Regions from separate parts of the Homo sapiens genome. Here region 1 is linked to region 2. The links are chromatin contacts, found by Hi-C or POLR2A ChIA-PET in ENCODE. All regions are on one chromosome and are shown on one strand. Each heading gives the region's core, a stretch centred on a gene start or an enhancer-like site at or near the end of the contact. The rest is flanking DNA. Distances are from core to core; before and after follow the strand shown. Region 1 overlaps FLNA (filamin A). Region 2 has its middle 15 kb from the start of CTAG1B.

Region 1 (3,039 bases), core at 1-2,500, 240 kb before region 2:
TCCCCTACAGCTGTAGCCAGGCCGGGCGGGTGTACCTGGGGGATGCCCAGCCAGTCATCCGCCTGCTGCATGGCCTCTCGCGCATTGGTAACGGGCTTGCTGGCGTCCCAAGAGTCCCAGTCAGGACACAGGCCTGTGGCGCAAGGGAGGCTGTGAGTCTGGGGGCCGCAGAACCCCCTCAAGGGCCACCCATGGGTGACCCCAGCCCAGTCTCTCCTGCCTCTGCGCCCCCTCACCCGGGGCACAGCTGTCCACCAGGGCGCCCAGGGCCCGGCCGCTCTGCCAGTCCCGGCTGAAGTTGGTGATGGGCAGCTGCGGCAGCTTGTTCTGGATCCAGCCCAGGAGCCTCTGCTTGGGGGTCTGCTTCTTGGCCTCCTCATCCTCCTCCTCGTCCCACATGGGCATGGAGATGGAGTAGTGCAGGATCAGGGTCCAGATGAGGCCCAGGATCAGCTTCAGGTTCCCGTCCACGATGGCCTTGCTGTCTGTGAGTAGAAGAGTGGCCACGCTGGGCACACGGCTGTGCGGGAGGGGCCGATCCCAGGCTTTGGGGTCAGGGTCTGGCAGCACGGGGTAGCAGGGGCCAAGGAGGAGGTAGACACCCCCTCTTGGCCAGTGGTAGGATGTGGATGAGGCCCTCTCTGCCCAGGGTCCCAGGGGGTGTTCAGAGGTGAAGGAGACTTTGGGGTGAGGGCAGATACACACAGACACACACACACGATGCCAGCAGGGTATGATTACTGCCAGAAGCCCTGGGCCCAGAGGAAGGGCAGAGGGCAGACCCAGCCTGCAGATGGGCAGCTCTGGAGAACAGCTGGACAGTGTCCACAGCTGCCAGAGCAGGGGTCCGCCACACACCTCAGGGGCCTATGGGGAACCAGGAGGAGGAGGCTGACTCCAGCTGGCCCAGAATCCAGGGCCCATGACCTGGAGTGGGGCTGGGGCTGAGGAAGAGGAAGGTGGGTGGCCCTGGGTGGTTGGGAAATACAACTGTTGTTCCAGGGTGGGTGGGGTGAGGCAGGGGAAGTGGGGGAGTTGGGCAAACGCCCTTTGGGTGAGGGATTGTGACCCCCGCCACCACCCCCACTTCCTCTACCACCTCGAAGACTCAAGCTTGGAGTTGGGAGGCCACAGGCCTAGCCAGGGGAGGGGCCCAGAGCCCAAAGGAACCAGCAGTTGGGCCACATGGCCCTGACTCACTGGGGCCCATCGGGAGATGCCGGGGTGGCAGCAGGAGACACTGGGAACCCCCTTGCCACCCACTGCCTGACCCACTTGCCACCTAACGGGCCTCTGGGCCTCGGCAGGCTCGCCACAGGGGAAGTGGTTAGGGCGGGTCCCTGACACCCCCCATCACCATGGCAACCCTGCTGGGCTCTGGGCCCCACCCAAGGCTACTTCTGGGTCTCAGGCTCAAGGCAGGATGGCTCATCTTTAGAAGCCCTGTCAGCCTCCCCCATAATCAGACAAAATACTTCTCTGGTGAGTCAACTAGGGGGCGGGCCTATGAGGAGGGGCTGGGCTGTCCATGGCAGCTGCTTCCCAGCCCAGCAGGCAGCACCTGGAGGGCCAGGTGAGCCGCTCAGAGTGGCCTCCCCAGTTCCCAGGTTGGTCCTGGCCCCACGAGGCTGCCTTTCACTCTCCCCAAATGGCAGCAGGGAGGGGGACTCGGAGAGGACCAAGGGTGCAGGGCCAGGGAACAAGGCCAGCCAGGGCTTCCCATCAGGCCCCCACCCCAGTCCAGCCTCAGACCCCTCAACGACCCCCACACGGGGAGCAACCAGGCCCACCAGGTCCATGTTAGGCCAGCCTACTCCGTCCCCATCCCCCTCCCAAAAGAGAGAGGGAAGGACCAGGGCCCAGGGCTGGGAGACTGTCTGGCTGGATGGCCCCGCCCCATCCCACCCCCCTTTCCCCAGCCCCTGGGCCAGCCAACCCCTCCCTCCCCTAATCACTGCTGCTTTCCAACATTTTTTTGCCTTATATGGCAAAGCTCTGGGAACTAGGCCTGCTCCAGCCAGCTCACAAGGAGGAGGGGAGCTGGGAGGAGGGAGGAGACCCCCCCTAAAGAGCTGGGGTGTGGCCCGCCTCCCCACATCCGGTCGCCCCCCCTACCATCCAGGACTGAGATGACTCAGCTTGGCTAGACTGAGGCTGGGACTTGTGGGGGTGGGCCTGCCCCTCGCCTCAACTGGCATTCCAAAGAAAGAACTTTGGTTCTTGGGATCTGCCCTCTGAGTGGCTGGGGGAACCCAAGTCTTGGTCCCTCACTTTCTTGGGTTCAGCAAGGGCCATTCCAGGGCTGCAGGGTAACTGGAAGGCCTCTCAATTCTGAAGAAGAGAAGACTCATCATCCCTCTCCTCTCCCTGTTCCACATCACCCCCGAGTCACCCATTCTGGGGCCTGCCCTCTCATGCAGCCCCTATCTTGAGAACGAATTGGGCTGCTGCAGCAGGCCTGGTCAATGCCAGCCTCTCCAGTCCAGTGACACAGACACTGGGCTGGCACAATGCACGCTGGAGCATCTACCAACCAACTCCTGCGTGCTACACGCAGAAAAGCAAGGCCTACATGGAAGCAAGAGTTTGGCCCAAGATGAAGAGAAAAGTTGGCGTCCAAGTAGTCTACAAGCCAGGTCTCTCAGTCAACCACGCCCAACTCACCCCGGGTGCAGTTTTGCTAACTATGCTTCTTTCTGGCCCCCAGGTTGCCTGTGTGTGTGTGGGGGGGTAGATCTAAACTGGTGGTTGGAGCCATCTCCGATGGGCGACCCATCCTCCAGGGACACAAAGAGCCCAGAGCCCCAGACAATGGGACGCACGAGCTCCAACCCACACTTCAGAACCAACGGGCCTCTGAAGGCCAGAGGGCCCTCTCTAAACAGCTGTGGGGGGAGAGCCCGGGCCTCCTCCTCCTCGGGGACGGGGCGCAGGGCCAGGAGCCTGCCCAGTGCCCGACCCCCCAGGCCCACTCCCACCGCGAGCACAGCCGCGGAGGCGCGGCCTGCGGAGGATGTGAGTTCAGCCTGGGCGCCGGCC
Region 2 (4,420 bases), core at 550-3,049:
TTCCACCCTGGGCTCCTGTGACCATAGCGAGAGGAGATGCCAGAGGGGAAGCCCAAGCTGGGCTGGGCTCCGTCGGGACAGGGGACCTGGGGCAGGAGCCAGTGGCGGGGGCAGTAGCAGGAGGTGGGTCATCCAAGGAAGAAGGCTTCCTGACCCAGAGCTCTAAGGCGAGGAGTGGGCACGTGGCCCTCTGGGGACCTGTCCAGCTCAAAGACTCCAGGTGCCCTTCAGGTAAGTAAAACAACCAAGTAATCCTCAGTGCAACGCGAAAGTGGCTGGGAAGCTGGAATCACAGTCACCACCTATGCTGAGCAAAACCATGATTAAAATGGGTTTTCTGCTTTCGCTGAACCCACTTTGTGGATCAGTGGTCCTAGTAGAAATGGCTCCTGCAGTTGACAGCTCCACTGGCACTGAACTCTCCTTGATTCTTGCTTTGCTGAATTTCGAGAATCTTTTAAGATTGCTGGGATAGAGGGACGCACGGGGAGAAATAGCAGGCGAAACACCAGGTCCTGCCAAGGGAAGGAGGAAACAAACGCCTCCCCGAGGGATGCCAGGGAAACAGACCAGCCAAGGGTGTGGTCCCACACCAGGTGCTTGAGCCCCTGTTGTCCTGAGACCATTCCCTCCCTGACTCTCTCCTAACTCTGTCCCCGTCACTCCCACTCGGCGACCTGGCTCGCCCTTTGCCCTCTGCTCTTCTCACTCTATGCCTGACCCTGCACTAACTGTAGAAAATGCAGAAATGAGAAACAGACATTCATTCAACAAGCATTTATTCTTATTTATTTATTTATTTATTTATTTATTTTTATTTCTTGAGAGATGGGGTCTGGCCCTGTCGCCCAGGCTGTAGTGCAGTGGTACGACCATAGCTCACTGCAGCCTCCACCTCCCGGGCTCAAGCGATCCTCCTGCCTCAACCTCCTCAGTAGCTGGGACCACAGGCGCATGCCACCATGCCCGGCTAACTTAAAAAACATGTTTTTGGTAGAGATGGCGGTCTCACTGTGTTGTGCAGGCTGGTCTCGAACTCATGGCCTCAAGCAATCCTTCTGCCTTAGCCTCCCACAGTGCTGGGATTACAAGCAAAGGCTCTGAGGCAGAAGTGTGCCTGGTGTGTTCCAGAAAGGGCCAGGGGCCCTGTGTGGCTGCATCAGCGTGAGCAAGGGCAAGTGTGGGAGGTGAGAAGGCCAGAGAGGAAAGGCTCGATCATGTCGGGACTGTAGGCTGCCATCAGGGCTCTGGCTTTCACTGTGAGTGAGGGAAGCCCACTGGACAGCTTAGAGCAGAGGACTGGGGCCACCTGACTTGGGTTTAAAAGCCGCCAGCTCTAGCCATCCAGCCATGGGGCTAGGGTGGCCGGCTGCACCTGGGCCATGTTTGGGCAGAGGTGGCGGGACGGGGTCACGGGACAATGAAACTAAAGACTCAAGCTCTGGGTGAATGAAGCCCGCACTTGTGGACCAGGTTGGGGAGCCCTATCTGGAAAGAGCTGGTCCCTGTGCCCGTTCTCCTCCTCCCTTTCCTCCTGGGACTCCCTTGCAGGCTCACTCCTCCCTATTTGGATTCTTATGCACAGAAGACTCATTCGCTGCTTTTTCTACCATCGCAGCTTTTGAGAGCTTTTCAGCAAGGACTCAATCCCTGTCTTAGTCTGTTTGCATTGCTATAGAGGAATACCTGATGCTGAGAAATTCATAAAGAGTTTTATTTGGCTCATAGTTCTGCAGCTGTAAGATGGGTGGTGCCAGCATCTGCTTCTGGTGAGGGCCTCAGACCACATCTACTTCTGGCAGGAACTGGCGGAAAGCTGGCATCACATAGTGAGAGAGGAAGGATGAGTCATTCCACCTGGAATCTGGGGTGAAGTCAACTCCAGCAGAATCAAAACTGCTGAAGGGAAAGGGAGGGAGTGGTTCTAGGGGAAATATGCACACTGGTACAGGGGAACAGAGGTTGGGTGACAAAACCAACAGGTGCCCTCTGCTGTGGCACAGACATTTCAACACACTCAAAATCCACTTCCAATGTTTTGAAAGAACAGGACTAGGAGAGATGGTTTCTTATTCGAGCAGACTCTTCTTTTATAAAGTAAAGGCGTGTATTTCCAAAGTAATACATGCTTGATGAAAATATTTCAACATGGAAGTCTGAGATTTAAAAGGTGAAGGTTTTATTTCCCTAAAGCTATTGTCCAGCGATGAGCACTCTTGAGCGTGGAGGTGGCTTTCCAGGGAGTTACTGTGCACATCCCTACATGCTCACGTGGCGGGAGCACACTGCCAAAACAAGAGTGTGCCATAGCCTATATGCAGAGATCTGGTGACTTGTTTTAACCTCTTTCTATGCTAGTACCCAACTATCTACCATGCTCTCTCTCTAGCTTCCTCACACTTTTTCCCCTGGGGCAGTTGTGCAGTGATTTATTTAATTTTTCTGCGGCTGATGAACATTTACATTCTAAAAACTATTTACGTGGTGGTGTCATTAAGATGCTGGTGGATTCTACCTAACTTGCAAATCCAGGAGTTTCTCAGATGGATTCCTCAAGGTGGGTGGAAGGGTATGCACCCTAGAGGAAAAGAGAAAGTTAGCCCCAGACAAGCAGAAGGAGGACCTAATAAATCACAAAGCAGACATCAGTGAAACAAGTCAAAGGCTAGTAAAGAATGCTATTGGCCGGGCGCGGTGGCTCACGCCTGTAATCCCAGCACTTTGGGAGGCTGAGGCGGGTGGATCACGAGGTCAGGAGATCGAGACCATCCTGGCTAACATGGTGAAACCCTGTCTCTACTAAAAATACAAAAAAATTGGCCGGGCATGGTGGCAGGAGCCTGTAGTCCCAGCTACTCAGGAGGCTGAGGCAGGAGAATGGCGTGAACCTGGGAAGCGGAGCTTGCAGTGAGCCGAGATCGCGCCACTGCACTCCAGCCAGGGCGACAGAGCGAGACTCTGTCTCAAAAAAAAAAAAAAAAAAAGAATGCTATTAACAGCTCTGTAACTATAAATTCAATGACTTCGATGAAATGTATAATTTCATTGAAAGACACATATTACTAAAACTGACACAAGAAAAAAAGGAGTTTTATATCAATTACCCATATAAATTCATAATTAAAAACCTTGCCACATAGAAAACTCCAGGCTGGGTGCTCTATTGGTTAATGAATCAAACATTTAAGAAAGAAATTCTGGCTCCCCGAGGTGGCTCATACCTGTAATCCCGGCATTTTGGGAAGCCAAGGTGAGAGAATTGCTTGAGCCCAGAAGTTTGAGACCAGCCTGGGCAACATGGTGATACCTCGTCTCTACTAAAAACAGAAAACATTAGCCAGGCAATGTATGCCGTGCTTGTAGTCCCAGCTGCTCGGGAGGCTGAGGTGGGAAAATCACCTGAGCCTGGGGAGGTGGAGGCTGCAGTGGGCCTTGACTGTGCCACTGCACTCCAGCCTGAGCAACAGAGGAGATGCTGTCTCAAAAAAAATTTTTTTTAAATAAGGGGATGAAGATGTCCCTCTTATGGAGCAGACCGTGTCTCAGGTACTGCAGTCAGCCAAAGAACAGATCAAGTGGTCACTCCTTCAGTGAAGAACTCACCGTTTCTGGCTCCTCACCTCCTTCCAAACAATGCACGTCTGCTGTGAATTTTCATCCGGTTCCCCAGCTGATGCTCTCAGAGTCATCTCGGGAATCACAGGGATCCTTAAATCTCCATCCTGTCTCTGGTTGCCCCATCCCCTCCCCCCCTCAACCCTCCTTATACCCCTCCTGTTCCTTTGCTTCTTTGGCCTCTTTTTTACTTGAATTATTAGACTTTTTTTTCCCTACAGCGTTGTTTGAGTTCCTTATGTATTCTGGTCATTAATCCCTTATCAGATGGGTAGTTTGCAAATAGTTTGTCCCATTCTGTGTGTTGTCTCTTCACTTTGTGGATTGTTTCCTTTGCTGTGCAGAAGCTTTTTAACTTGATATGATCCCCGGTTAAATAATTTTTGACGAGAGTGCCAATCCAGCAGTCTCCTCAACAAACAGCGCTGGAACAAGTGGAATTACTCATGCAAAAGAATGATGTTGAACCCCCATGTAATGCAGTAAGTAAAAATTAACGCAAAATCGATCAGCAACCTAAATGTAAGAGCTAAAACCATAAAACTCTTCAAAGAAACCACAGGGTGAATCTACATGACCTTGGATTTGGCAATAGCTTCTTAGATATGAAACCAAAAGTACATGCAGCCAGAGAAAAGATAGTTAAACTGGACTTCATCAGAATGAAAAACTTTTGTGCATTCAAGAACATTATCAAGAAAGTTGTTTTAATTTAGTTCCTTTAAAATGGAGAGTACTCCTTCAGTGATTAGAAGAGCCAGAAGATGGAAACAAAGAACTTCTATTACTCACAGGTTATGGAGGC

Evidence for each region. Hi-C counts contacts between places; a loop is a spot of excess contacts on that map. ChIA-PET counts read pairs that join two places held with the same protein, here RNA polymerase II (POLR2A). Pooled maps may share reads with other maps.
Region 1: a pooled map shows a loop between it and region 2 (2.6-fold over the local background). The contact joins two enhancer-like sites. A Hi-C loop is called at or near these places in 1 of 50 pooled maps. POLR2A ChIA-PET finds 5 or more read pairs at or near these places in 2 of 52 experiments (H1 and PC-9).

Annotation. Positions count from the first base shown.
Region 1 is chrX:154,367,606-154,370,644 of GRCh38, forward strand. FLNA (filamin A) reads right to left here. Exons shown (of 48, transcript NM_001110556.2): 3 at 237-485; 4 at 36-133. Among named protein-coding and RNA genes, the nearest start is that of FLNA, 5.5 kb to the right of the region's middle. RefSeq lists enhancers at 774-1,301, 1,241-1,380, 1,302-1,827 and silencers at 1,821-1,900, 2,841-3,039. Within about 2 kb of position 1,251, at least 38 of the 41 ENCODE cell types and tissues checked have a DNase peak (open chromatin) inside an H3K27ac peak, as active enhancers do; they include PC-9, where a contact is called at or near this core.
Region 2 is chrX:154,602,357-154,606,776 of GRCh38, forward strand. No RefSeq gene overlaps it. Among named protein-coding and RNA genes, the nearest start is that of CTAG1B, 15 kb to the right of the region's middle. Within about 2 kb of position 1,800, at least 4 of the 41 ENCODE cell types and tissues checked have a DNase peak (open chromatin) inside an H3K27ac peak, as active enhancers do; they include PC-9, where a contact is called at or near this core.